2 separate regions of the Homo sapiens genome follow, and region 1 is linked to region 2. A link is a contact called in ENCODE Hi-C data. All regions are on one chromosome and are shown on one strand. Each heading gives the region's core, a stretch centred on a gene start or an enhancer-like site at or near the end of the contact. The rest is flanking DNA. Distances are from core to core; before and after follow the strand shown.

What was found. A loop is a pair of places that touch in the nucleus more often than their neighbours do. Pooled maps may share reads with other maps.
Region 1: a pooled map shows a loop between it and region 2 (3-fold over the local background). The contact joins the promoter of FRY-AS1 here to the promoter of RFC3 in region 2. A Hi-C loop is called at or near these places in 4 of 50 pooled maps.

What each region holds. Positions count from the first base shown.
Region 1 is chr13:32,026,695-32,033,856 of GRCh38, forward strand. FRY-AS1 (FRY antisense RNA 1) reads right to left here and starts at 4,945. Exons shown (of 4, transcript NR_103839.1): 1 at 4,757-4,945; 2 at 881-972; 3 at 509-559. FRY (FRY microtubule binding protein) reads left to right here and starts at 5,080. Exons shown (of 61, transcript NM_023037.3): 1 at 5,080-5,171. The coding sequence starts at 5,102.
Region 2 is chr13:33,812,630-33,819,702 of GRCh38, forward strand. RFC3 (replication factor C subunit 3) reads left to right here and starts at 5,520. Exons shown (of 9, transcript NM_002915.4): 1 at 5,520-5,636. The coding sequence starts at 5,550.

The DNA of each region.
Region 1 (7,162 bases), core at 3,695-6,194, 1.8 Mb before region 2:
ATGCTTTTTTGGAAGTTGAGACTGCTGATCAAAAATTGATAAAGCAATTATTTTCTTGCATTTAGTGATTTTCCTTTGTTTCTTCAGGATGCTAGTGAAACATTTCTGCCTAACACATTCTGTTCATGAATGTACATGTCACTCTGTGACAGTAATTACACATGTGTACCCACGTGTATCCGTCTACAAGAAAAGGGGGTGGATTCCAATCGTAACCCAATCAACTCAATCAGATGCTTTAAAATCATTAGGTAATGGCTCTTGATGTTGGCATGCATCCAGACTGTTTGCAAGGCTTTGTTTCCACATTTTTTTTGAATGCCACACAATTTAGCCTCAAAAAAATTTTCAAAATGCTTTTAAAAAAAGAGTAAACTAAGTATGAATTAAAACAAAAAATTGCATTTCTTATACATTTTTTTCCCACAGGCAGCAGATAACAGTCAGACATGACAAGCTTGCTCATTCACTTATTCACTCAACATATGTTTATTGCATGAGGACTTACTGTGTGCTACAGAGATGTAAGGAACACAAAGCTGAGTAAGACACAGGTCTTCTGGAGGGAGAGACGGGACAGATGGTTATAATTGGGATCAAGACAGGAGGAGAGTAAATGCCATGGATTATGAGATATAGTCTCTGTATCCTTTACCACCCTCATCCCACTCTGCTACATGGCTTGCTAGGACATAGGTACATAGGTGACCAATAGGTCACTCCTTCTGACCACCTCCTTCCCATTGACCACCCAGAGCTACCACCAGCCCATGTGGTATCTTGATAAAAAAAAAAAAATAGGCACCCCTTCCTCTGGATTGAGTCCTGGGCTGATGCAGACCCATGCCAGGGTAGAAGCAGCCCACTGCCACCTCTGTACCTGCCAAATTGGAGAGTGGAGTTCAGACTAGATTTCCATCCTCAGTCACCCCATCTCCACTCTAGGTCAGACATCCTTGTAGAGACCACTGCCTGTATAATGAATCAAATTAATGTAAAAAATAAAGGCATTCTTCTCTTGGTTTCTTGGAATTGGTTACAGTCCCCAGGGAATACATCACCCAGGACAAAGCCAGGCAGGAAGACAGTGAATAGGCTGGGAGAGTCAGTGGGACCTGAAGCGCCTCTGCTGTGTTAGGGAGTACCTTAGCATCTTTCCTGAACTTTTATTTATTTATTTATTTTTATTTTTTGAGATGGAGTCTTGCTCTGTTGCCCAGGCTGGAGTGCAGTGACAGAATCTAGGCTCACTGCAACCTCCGCCTCCTGGGTTCAAGTGATTCTCCTGCCTCAGCCTCCCAAGTAGCTGGGATTACAGGCGGGTGCCACCACGCCCAGCCAATTTTTGTATTTTTAGTAGAGATGGCGTTTCGCCATGTTGGCCAGGCTGGTCCTGAACTCCTGACCTCAAGTGATCCACCCGCCTTGGCCTTCTAAAATGCTGGGATTACAGCCATGAGCCACTGTGCCCAGCCTCTTCCTGAGCTTTCTCTAAAGAACTTGGTAACCATGATTCTCACCTTGCTTGTGATTTTTAAAAAAATAAATAAATAACAAAGTTATGACAAGTGACTCAGGGTCTAAAATAGACCTAAATTTTACTAGCTATATGAGTTTGACCTTATTTTATGCCTCCTTAAGCCTCAATTTTCTCATCTGTAAAATGGGACTAATAATAGTACTTACTTCATAGGTTTGAGGTGAGTATTAAATATAAAAATATATATTTTTTTAACTACAATATTTATATTCAACAAATGTAGATGGTGTCATTTAGTGTCATCACTTGTGTCAGGCCACTTTCCGACTTTTTCCCCACTCTTTGATACCATTTTCTAAGGCCTTCCACTTTTCCTGTTATCTTTCACTCAGTCCCCAACATCTATGCCTAATTCCATGCTTGACAATTCATTGTATGTTCTCCTAATATTTTTAAGGAAGGATCCCTCATTTTTACAGGTATGAAAGCTGAGATAGCTTTAGGTCCTCTTAAATCATAACTGAAGTCACTAGCAAGCCAGGAACACATTCAGATTTTACTGTTGCATTTTAAAGTACCTCTGTCCAGGTGCCTCTTCTGACTAATTTTTTTATGCCCCCCCAGAGAGAGAGAAGACAAAAGGATAAATGTTTCAACTCAGCTTGCAGCGGGTGTCATTCTATTTGATTTGCAGGCCTTTCAACAAAACAAAAGCCCTTTTCTGTTCTTTTACAATATATGTCCTCTTTAAAGGTACTCGAATGAAGAAAAAGCATACACTGGACAAGATTTCAGGTTCTAAGAGACAGAAACTGGGCTCTTAGATGCTGATTCACTCTTCACAGTGAAAGCTAGATGGCATTGAAAACATTATTTTCTAAGTAGCATTTACATTTTTATGACCGTTTCCCTTGAAATATATATGAGTGGCATTCTCAGCAAGTTAGTATGTTTATAGTAGTTAAATACTGAAAACTTATGTATTTAAGTATTGAAAACTTTAAAAAGCCAGTTAAAAATTTTTTAAAATAAAGTCAACAGAGAGAATCTCTATATATTTGAGTAACAATATACAATAGCATGTTTGCTTATTGCAACTGATTTTAAATGTCTCCAACTTGCTCTCCCCAAATAGTTACCACTGGTGTTCAAAAGTAATATATCTTTTAAACCACATAAAGAGTAAAGAAAAAAAAGTATTTAGCTTTTTAAAAAAAAGTTCTATTCTAGAGTCACTAAGGATTCATAATAAGAATGAATGGGCCAGGCGCAGTGGCTCATGTCTGTACTTTGGGAGACCAAGGCAGGTGGATCACCTGAGGTCAGGAGTTCAAGATCACCCCAGCCAACACTGTGAAACCCTATTTCTACTAAAAATACAAAAATTAGCCGGGCATGGTGGCGCATGCCTGTCACCCCAGCTACTCAGAAGGCTGAGGCAGGAGAATCGCTTGAACCCGGGAGGCAGAGGTTGCAGTGAGCCAAGATTGCACCACTGCATTCCAGCCCAGGCGACAGAGTGAGATTGTCTCAAAAAAAAAAAAAAAAAAAAAATCAATGTAGCTAAAATTTAATGAAGTGTTAACTATGGGCAAGATACTATGCTGAGCCCCTTTCATACATAGTGTTATTTATTGTTTCCAACAACTATAGGAAGAAGGTACAACCCCATTTTACAGATGAGGAAACGAAGGCTTAGCAAAGTTAATAGCTTACTTTGGGGCTCAAAGCTAGTAAGGGCTGGTGCCAGGAGCGAACATGGGGCCCTGCCTTGAGAGCCCATGCCATCGTTAATCGCAGGGCACTGTGCAGCCTACCTGTTCATTCACTGCCATCTGAGTCTTGGCAAGCATCAGATGGGCGTAGGTATGAAATTTATTTTCAGATATAATAATTGTTTCAAGGTAAAACCTTTGGGTCTTATTTTACCTAGAATCCATACATTCAAAGTACAAGTGATAAAATCAGTTCAGCAACTCTAGTATGCACATGAATTAAAAAGAAGTCAATCTGGTGAGAGATTTCATCAGAATAAAGTGTATAAGTGGAGTTGGAAATCTGAGTGATTGAGTGCTTGCCATTTGGGTAAGTGTAATGAGTTTGAAAAACTAATTGTATTGATGAAGTATCTTAGGGCCTTTCAGAACATAGTTCTAGAAGTTTTATTTAGTGTTGAATTTTAAAAATTCTTTGTCCTAACAATAAAAGTACATTGTAGTCTTTCCCTTCCATTTTTAAAATGAACTGTTAATCTAGGAAGTCCTGTTTGTGTGTTGATTTGGGGAGTTAGCCCAACATTTGCTATGTTAAATACTTATTAACATGGTTTATTACTTTTTTCTGTTTTTTAGACAACATTAATCATGAATGTACTGGGACTTGGGAAGGATCCTGTGGTTTATGAGATAGTTGGCCAAATCCCACCTCTTCCAACATAACCTGTCATTATTAAAATATAATACTCTTATTTAATCCCCTGGTCAAGCTAAATGATAATGTGAAACAAAGCTAACCAAAATCAGGACACCTGATATCAAGAATTCATGAAATCAAGAGCCATTGTAGAGCAAGGAATCTAATGCTTTTGCTTCTTATCCTTTTCATACAAATAAAATAAGCTTCACTGGGCTTAGTGAGTCTTAGAAATGAGAGGTTTGAGAATAAGATCCATTGTGGAGTGTGTGACATTACAAAAACAAGCCAACTAAGCAGTGTGTACTGTCCCCTTAGAGTGCACACGTTCGGGCTCCGATGCCCCTTGAAAAGACTGCATTTCTGGGAGGGAAAAGTAAAAATGCAGATACCACCATGCGTGTGGAAGGCAGGGAAGAAAAAGCCCAGACAAGCGTCCTCTTGTTGAGTCTCTTTACTGCAACGAGGCTGACGGATGGGGTTTTTCAAAACGTCGCTGCAACCAGATGCAAGGCTGCAGCTTTGCTTACCGCAGCGTGCTGCAGTTGTGTTTATTTCAGGGACAGACACAAGGGGAAGCAGCAGCCAGAGCACACCCGGGCCGCTCACGGGAAGCCTTGCTGAAGAGAGAGGATCCGCAGAAGCTGGGAAATTCCTCCCGCAGCCTAGGCGGAGACTGAGCCGCGGCTCAGGTTGAGACAGTGGGCAGGGGCAGGGGGCGGCGCTCCCGGCCCATCCCTTAGCCCCGCGGCGGCCGTGTGGGCCGGAGGCTGCCTGCACCGCGTCAGGGAGGCCGGCCTAGAAACCCTCCCTCCCAGAAGAAAGCCGATCCCAGTTCAGGTGGGGTCTTCCTCGGTTGCGTACCTGGCTGGAGCCGAGCTGGTGGGCGGCCGGCAGCCGGCGTTTCTGGTGATGACAGCCCCGAAATGAAAGCAGCGCGGCCGCCGCCTCCGAGGGCTGCAGGGAGATCAGCGTCCAGCAAATAAGAAGCAAGTCCTGGACCCGGAGGAGGAGGAGCGGCCGAGCATCTCTCTCTGCTCCGCCGTGTCCTTTAGATGAGCACTCCCGGCCGGAGCCGGAGGTGGATCCGCAGAGCTGCCTCTGGGCGCCTGACCCCGCGCTGACATCACAACCTGTGACAGGCGCATCACGCCCGGTACCTGCTCCCGGCCGCTGCCCGTCCTCCCAGCCTCTTTGTATGCCGCAGACATGGCCAGCCAGCAGGATTCGGGCTTCTTTGAGATCAGTATCAAATATTTACTGAAATCCTGGAGTAATAGTGAGTAATAGAAAATAACCTTTTTGTTTGTTTGTTTGCTGGATGTTGCATAAGGCTGGAGACAGAAAATCTCAACTGGACACATATGTTTGTGAGCCGCGGAAGTTTTTCTTTTTTTCTTTTCTTTTCTTTTCTCTTTCTTTCTTTCTTTCTTTCTTTTTCTTTCTTTCTTTCTTTCTTTTTTTGCTCCCATCTGCTGTGAAAATCAAAATGTCAGAGACTGAACTAGCTTTCCTTAAGTGCAAAGGCTGCAATGGAATTACAGTAGATTGTGTTTGATTAAATTTTCAAGTGAGGCAGCCCTTCAGACTCTGGGGGAGCTCAGGATCAGGCATTCCTGGCTGCATTTCCTGCCTTGATGTTTATTTGATTTGTTCAGGCTTTCTCTAAATATTTTGTGAAGTGTGATTTAATCAAAGGGGTGTGGCAGGGTTTCAGAGTACTTTGTAATTGTTTTTTTAGGGTATTGTCTGAAGAAAGAAAAGTATTTAATAGTCCAAAACCTAGGACATCCTTTTTGTATATAGAGGCATCTGCAGATTTATTTCATCTCTCCCTCTTCCATGTGGATGATGTTCTGAATGCCATTTAATATTTGAATTTTTAAAAATCCTGATGTTTGCTATAGTCCAAATATTGTGCTTTTTTGAAACATAAACAAGTGAGGTTCTGACCCTAATTATTTATTAGGATAGCAGAATATGATGGCTCCTGAAGTTCCATTTCTGACCTACATAAGGATTTTAGCAATACGCTATTTCAAAAAGACAACCTCTAAGCTGCCGTGGATCTGGAATCAAATTAAAATGAGGCCTTCAGGTGATCAATGATGCCTTGTATTTTCCGAACTGTTTAAAAAGAAAGTCTTCTCTATTTCACTAACAGCCTTTGTACTTGCTTTGGATAAAAGATCAGCAGGTATTACTGATGCTTTATTGTTTTAAATAAAAAAATTTTTTCCCCGTGAAAATTTTAATATTGTATTATGTGCATACTGATTAACCTACCTGTGCTCAAAGAGCTAGTGATTAATTGTCTCCTACACAAATGACCTGTGGCCAAGATTGTTCTTATATAAACAAAACCTGGGCAGGAGAACCTGTGCTGCAATTGCTTTGAGGAAAAGAGCTAAAGTACCTTCAGCCTTAAGGTATTCAGGGATGTGCATCTCTAAATGATATCCATAGAAACCATTTTTTCCAGGTCATTTTGCACCACTGTATACACTATGGGGCTTGTCTGAAGCTGTTTTTCTACAAGTGGGAAGCCATTTGGGAGTAATACTGTTGCCCAAACAGCATTCTTTACTTGTCATAGCTATAAATCATTTAACTTGGACTCATTATTTTTATAATACTTTACACTCAAGGATGAATCTTCCTTTGTCTATCTGCTCTTTGATTAATGAAAAGAATTTGACATACAGTGTTCTTTATGGAGCAGTTTTCCAATAACTGAAAAAACTCACTTTTGAGTTGACATCAGTACGTGGTTTTTAAACATATTTGATTATTCCAAGACCAGACTGTTTTCTTCCATCAATTTTTGTCATTGCATCATTAAATAGAAAATTATGTTGTGACAATACTGAGGCCAATGGGATTTCTTTTAAAAATTTCTCTCCCCTTGTCTATTTTCAAATCACTCTAGATAAAGTATATATTCTCTCCACCCTTCCTAAACTCCTCTCCCCACATACATACTTCAGGAAATGATTCAAAATGACTGTTCATTTCTACTTTGAGAATATCTGTGATACAATTTTGAATTCTTCCAATTCATTCAGCAAATATTTATTGAATACCTACTATGTGCCAGGCTGTGGGGCTACACAAGGTGAATAAGACACAGTCCCTGCCCACTATATTAATTTTTTTATTTCAGAGTAGTGAAGTTGGTGGCTTTCCAGCATTCTTTTGAGGGGGAGAATGTTTTTCAGTCCTTTCTTGAAAGAGGAAGAGGAAATATACTTTGTTTATCTTCTTTAAGCT
Region 2 (7,073 bases), core at 4,270-6,769:
CTATGCTGTTTTTGGTCCTTTATCCTAAGATACACTCTCCATCTCTCCTTCTGGCCTATTCTACTGCTCCAGCCTCATTCTAAGTGTTACTTCCTCAAAAAAATCTTTCCTGACTTCCTTGAATAGGTAGGTGAGTCCTCTAGAAATCTTGTTATGAACATTGAAATAAATAACTTTAATATGTGTGGTAGTAGAGACTAGTATTTTCATGGGATTCACATTGAATTAATCTTTTTTAAAAATTTTTTACTTACCTTTCACTTTTATCAAAGTAAAAGAGTCAAAACTTTCCACAAGTCTTGTTGTAAAAAATGACATCCTCTGCCCCTGGTCTCTGCCCTGACACTTCATGTCTGCTTCCCAGAGAAAACACGTTCTTATTTATTTATTTATTTATTTATTTATTTATTTTTGAGACGAAGTCTCACTCTGTCACCCAGGCTGGAATGCAGTGGCACGATCTTGGCTCACTGCAGCCTCTGCCTCCTGGGTTTAAGCGATTCTCCTGCCTCAGCCTCCTGAGTAGCTGGGATTACAGGCGCCCGCCACCACGTCTGGCTAATTTTTTATTCTTAGTAGAGACAGGGTTTCACCATGTTGGCCAGGCTGGTCTTGAACTCCTGACCTCAGGTGATCCACCTGCCTCGGCCTCACAAAGTGCTGGAATTACAGGCGTGAGCCACTGCACCCGGCCCAGAAAACACTTTCAACTCTTTTTGTGTGCGTGTGTATGTGCGTGTGTGCATGCACACATGTGTATTCTGGCATCAATTCCATGTTTCTTAATAACATGCTAATACTACTACTTCTTGATTTTGCTTGTTTAGCTGTCAATTTCCTTCTGTGGAGATGAGGTCTCACCTCTCATACAATTCCATTCTCACAACTGTACACACTTCCTTTCCTCTCATTTCCCCCTATTTTTATATTATAATTTCTTCATAGGGAAATACACAATTTTTTTTTTTTTTTTGAAACCGAGTCTTGCTCTGTCACCCAGGCTGGAGTGCAGTGGCATGATCTCGGCTCACTGCAACCTCCACCGGGTTCAAGTGATACACCGGGTTCAAGTGATACTCCTGCCTCTGCCTCCTGAGTAGCTGGAATTACAGGCATACGGCACCTTGCCTGGCTAATTTTTGTGTTTTTAGTAGAGACAGGGTTGCACCATGTTGGTCAGGCTGGTCTCAAATTCCTGGCCTCCCAAAGTGCTAGGATTACAGATGTAAGCCACCATGCCCAGCCCATAATGTTTACATTATTTGGATTATGTAAATATTATTCACAGTTGAGCATATTTTAATGCTATAAAATTTCCTTTCTCATGTATTATCTATTCCTTATGTAGTTAGCCCTCCATATATCCCAGTTCCACATCCACAGATTCAACCGAACATAGATTGAAAATATTCAGAAAACAACAACAAAAAATAACAAACCAACAATAAATAATACAAATAAAAAACAATAACAACTATTTACATAGCATTTTCTTTACATTACTTATTGTAAGTAATTTAGAGATAATTTAAAGTATACAAGATGATGTGTGTAGACTATATGCAGATACTACATCATTTTATATAAGGAATTTGAACATCCATGGATTTGGTGATCTGTAGAGGTTCTGGAATCAATTCCTCATTAACACGGAGGAACAACTCTGTACCTTTTATGTACTCTGCTATTAGTAATTGTCTTGTTTTGTCTTTGACTTAGTGTTTAACACACACCTTGCTAATTTATTACTAAACTCTTTTCTATAGGAGTAAATCTCATCTCAGTATGTGCAAGCATATCAGGTATTAATTTTATCTTCTTGAAGACAGTAATCCTCCTGCTTCTGCCTGGACTGGTGGTTTTCCAAGCTTGTTCTGTCTTTGTCGCCTGGGTCATCCTCTCACTTTGCTCCACTGTGGGATCTCCCGTGTTCAAGGTTTGTCTCTCACAGGCCATAGATTAGTCATATTTCAAACATCAAGATGATAATAACATCAGCGATGAGAGAAACAAAGCCCCGAAGGAATAAAGACCCTATCTTTTTACCCCTAGGATATTTAATCACATTTTGTGTTTTTAAAGTTTTAATTGTTTTTTCATGCCATTTCACTTAAAATAAAATTTCCTTTTAAATGCCTATGAATGAGTATTTTCAGTTTTAACATATTACCTTTTAAGAAGGTAGCAAGGGTAATTGAAGATGTGTTAAATATATATCACAGTTAAATCATACAGAAAGTAAAGTGTTTTTTTTTTGGTTTTAGAATTGTAGTTGCGTATATAAAAGCATCAGTAAAATAGGTGGTTTGTAATATGCTCAAGTGGAACAATTTATGTTTTATGATTTTGAAGATCAACAAGGTGAAATCCACAAAGTTCAGACATGGACTTAACTCCCTGTAACTAGCCATACCAAACAGAAACTCAGCCAAGATTTCTGCAACATTAACAAGCTGATTCTAACATTTATATGAAAATGCAGAGGACAAAAACTGGCAAAGATAATCTTGAATAAGAATAGAAGTCAAACTACCAGAAACCAAGACCTATTATAAGGCTATAGTAATCAAGACAGTCTGGTACCTGTGCATAGATAGACAAATAGATTGATGGAACAAAACAGGGAGTTCGGCAACAAATCCACACATACAAGGTCACATGATTTATGACAAGGTGACCCTACAGTACAGTGAATAAAGGTCTTTTTAATAAACACTGCTGGTGTAACTGGATATCCACATGGAAAAAAATGTACCTTGACCTTTTAGACTTTTTTTTTTGTATGGAGGCATACAAAAAAAAAATTCCAGTGGATTTAAAATCTAAATGTGAGAGCAAAACCATAAAACTTGAAGAAAAACTCACAGAAGAACATCTTCAAGACTTTGGAGTAGGTAAAGATTTTGTAAAACAGTACAAGCTGAACTATATTTAACTTAAGAACTATTTATCAAAAGACACCATTAACAGAGATTAAAGCCAAGCCACATGTAGGAAAAAGATTATTTAAAATACATGCATGAAAAGGAAAGAAATTAATAAGAAAAAGACAAACAATCTAATAAAAATAGGCAAAATATTTGAATAGTCACTTTACAAAAGAATATTCTAATAATTAATAAGATGCTCAACATCATTTATCATTAGGGAAATTAAAATCATAATGAGATTTCTCTGTAAACCTGCCAGAATGACTAAAATTTAAAAAGGTTGTTGGTTGGTGAAGATGTGGAGAAATTGGAATCTTTTTGCATTGCTCATGGGAATGTAAAGTGGTGCAGCCACTGTGGAAAACGGTATGGCAGTTACTCAAAAAATTAAACTTACAATTACTATATGATTGCCGGGCGTGGTGGCTCGCTACTGTAATCCCAGCACTTTGGGAGGCCGAGGCAGCTGGCTTGCCTGAGCTCAGGAGTTCGAGACCAGCCTGGTCAACATGGTAAAACCCTGTCTCTACTAAAAATACAAAAAATTAGCTGGGCGTGGTGGTGCACAACTGTAACCCTAGCTACATGGGAGGCTGAGGTGGGAGGATCGCTTGAACCCAGGAGGTGGAGGTTGCAGTGAGCCGAGATCGCATCACTGCACTCCAGCCTGGGAGACAGACTGGGACTCCATCTCAAGAAAAAAAAAAAGAGCTAAGATACCTGAGGGCCAGAGTCATTAAACATTAAAGTGATTGCAGCTGTAGTTTACCAACCCCGAGGACTTTACTTCCTCTGTAGCAATTTCTCATATCCTATATATTCAAGAGTCTGGAGTAAAATTGCTAGATAAATACAGGGCCCTGGTTACATTTGAATTTCAGATAAAGGCTGATTTTTTTTCTCATATAAGTATGTCCCTGGCAATATTTATTACAATTTCAAATATTGCCAGGGACATACTTATATGAGAAAAAAAATCATTTGTAATAAATTTTGCCATAGACATATGAAAAAGCTTCTGAAATTCAAATTTAACTGGACTTCCTGGGTCACCACACTATTTCTCCTTCCTCAGAACCCCCAACAATATTGAAGCACATGTCTTCATGTGCTTCAATGGTAGAGACATGTCTTCACGGTAGAGACCATCAACCACTGCTCCTTATTGAAGTTGTCTGTCATGCCTGTGGTCACTCTTGCCAAATTATTGATCATTCTAGCACTTGGTTCTTCTCTTTATTCCTCTCAGTACTTATTTCCATTATCATTCATTATGATTATGATATACACATAGACCACAATTCAGTATCCCTGCTTCTGATTTCCTTTACCTTCTCATTTCAAACACTTCCTCCATTTCAATTCCAAAGGAGAGAAGCATAAAGAAGATGAAGCTTTTTTGCAATATTAAATAGGGTGGTCAGGGAAGCCTCAGTGAGGAGATAATACTTGAGCCAACATCCTGAAGGAAATGAGGGACCCAACTCTGCTGACTGGAGAAACATAGTCCAGGAAGAGGAAACAGTAATTGCAAAGGCCCTGAGGCAGAAGCCTTCCAGGCTTATTATAGAAAGTTTCTCGAGAACAGGGATTAAATCTTATACTTGGTGGTGTGGATAATACCTTACCTGCAGGAGTAATTCATGTAATATGACGATTCATAGAAGAACATGATAAATTATTGATTAATAAATGAGTAAGAGGCACCTTGGTGAAAGGTTATTAAGTATATTTGGAAATCATTTCCTGCCTGTAAGACCTTGCAATCAAATGGCAGGACTTAGGGTTCTTAATAATACATAAAATAAAAGCATAAATTAAATAAGGAATTAATATTATGTACAATGAGTAAAGTGCATTTTGAGAGGCACTATTTGAAGAGAACTTCAAAAGTTGCATATCAACTTCATATGCAGAATATTTTTCTGAGGGGTTCAGATGCTTCTACACATTTTAATTGGAGGGCTTTCAAATATTCTAGACTTAGAATGCATATTAACCTCGTGTCTTCTCCCCTACAGACCACATTTGGGTAGTTTTTCCATGCTCTTGATTCTTTTGTTTCTAATCCAATAAGAATATTGAGGAATAGAGGTAACAAAGGATAGTGAAGATCAGACATTTTCAAGCGATTCATCCAATGAAGCTTTACTGGGTACCTGCCAAGTGAGTGAAACCCTGAGATGTATATATTCTAGTGCCGAGGACAGAGTTCCACACCTAGCAGATATTTAGTAAATTTTTGTTGAATGAATTAAGTGAATGAAAGAATGAATAAATGAAAGGAACGGTCTTCTCTGAGGTATCTGGATGTGACGCCAAAAGGGTCAGAACCACATTTTCAATTCCGCTTGATAATTTCTAGAATATAATAGACGGTGCGAACAAAGAGAAAATAAATAAAGCAGTGAACTTCAGAACTAGAGGGCATCGACGCGGCAGCTGATTTTGTCTGCACACGGCCCCCGTAGCCTTTCCGTCCAAAATCATTTACGCGGCCGCGACCGGTAGTGACGTCACGAGATTTGGAGCTCGCGGGAAAACTTGTCTCTGCGTTGTGGGGAGGACGCGCGCTCGCGCGGGATTTTCAAGCGTAGGCCCCCGGGAACTCGAGCTGCCATGAGCCTCTGGGTGGACAAGTATCGGCCCTGCTCCTTGGGACGGCTGGACTATCACAAGGAGCAGGCGGCCCAGCTGCGGAACCTGGTGAGTCTGCGGGGGCCGGGAGCGTGGGAGAGGGGAGGCCCCCCGGCTCGGGGTTTCGCGCCCCCCTGAGGAGCAGTGCTTCTCCCGCCCGCATTGGAAGGTGATAAGTGCTATGGAGAAAAATAACACAGGGAAGGGGGAAGAGGTGTGGGAGGCTGGCTTGTATTTTTAAACAAGAAAAGCTCCACTGAGAAGTGGCATCTGAGCCGAGACTTGAAGGAAATTGAAAAGTCATAAATACAGAAATCCGAGCAAAGAGTGGAACAGGTAAGAGGGGACAGCAAGTGCAAAATTCCCGGGCAGGGATGTGCACGGCATGTTCTAAGAACCTCAGGAGGCCGGCGTAGCCGATAGTGGTGAACCAGCGGGAAGGGTAATCGGAGATGGGTGTATGTGTTGGGATGGAGTTGGAGTGCAGACCCAGTCAGTCTCAGAATAAGACGAGAAGCCGTTGGAGCATTTTGAGCGGAGATGACACCATGTGATTTACTTTCTAGCTGGCTTAAGATTTCTCGATGTCATTGTCATTTACAAGTAAAGTGTTGTAAATATGTATTTACTCCAAAGATCGTTTCTAATTCTCAAATAAATTGTATTAGGACGTTCCTGAGATTAGTTTTTTTTTTTTTTTTTTTTTTTTTTGAGACGGAGTTTAGCTGTTGTCGCCCAGGCTGGAATGCAATGGCGCGGTCTCGGCTCACTGCAACCTCCGCCTCACGGGTTCAAGCGATTCTCCTGCCTCAGCCTCCCGAGTAGCTGGGATTACAGGCGCCCGCCACCACGCACAGCTAATTTTTGTATTTTTCAGTAGAGACGGGGTTTCACCACGTTGGCCAGGCTGGTCTCGAACTCCTGACCTCAGGTGATCCGCCTGCCTCGGCCTCCCAAAGTGCTGGGATTACAGGCGTGGGCCACCGTGCGTGGCTGAGATTAGAGCTTTGTGAAAGATCCTCTCCCCTCTATCCTGATGCCTCTTTGTCTGTTGTAGTTGATAAAAGTGCCCAATGGCAATATTTTGTGAGAACGAACTGAATCTTCCAGGGAGTAGAGAGTAAAGAAGGATCTTTAGGAGAATAAAGTGTCTGTGGAAGACATTTATCCACTCCTTTTAAGGAACTCAAATTAATATATGATGCTGATGGAAACGTTTTTGCCCAATACCCTGGTTTTCCCTTCCGACCTTTCTTAGATTTACAGATACTATTTAATTAAGTGCGTCTTAAAAATAAGAAATAATAAGAAAAGATTGTACACGTAAAAATCATTAGACTAGTTGATAGTGTTGTGACATTGAAGGTTTTTTTTTGGTCTCTTTATTGATACTGCATGTATACTAATTTAAAATAAATTGATTACTGCAGTATCCATCATTTATAGACAAATTACATTTTCCGTCAATAGCTTTGTCTTCAGTTTTCCTAGTGATAGAATACATTT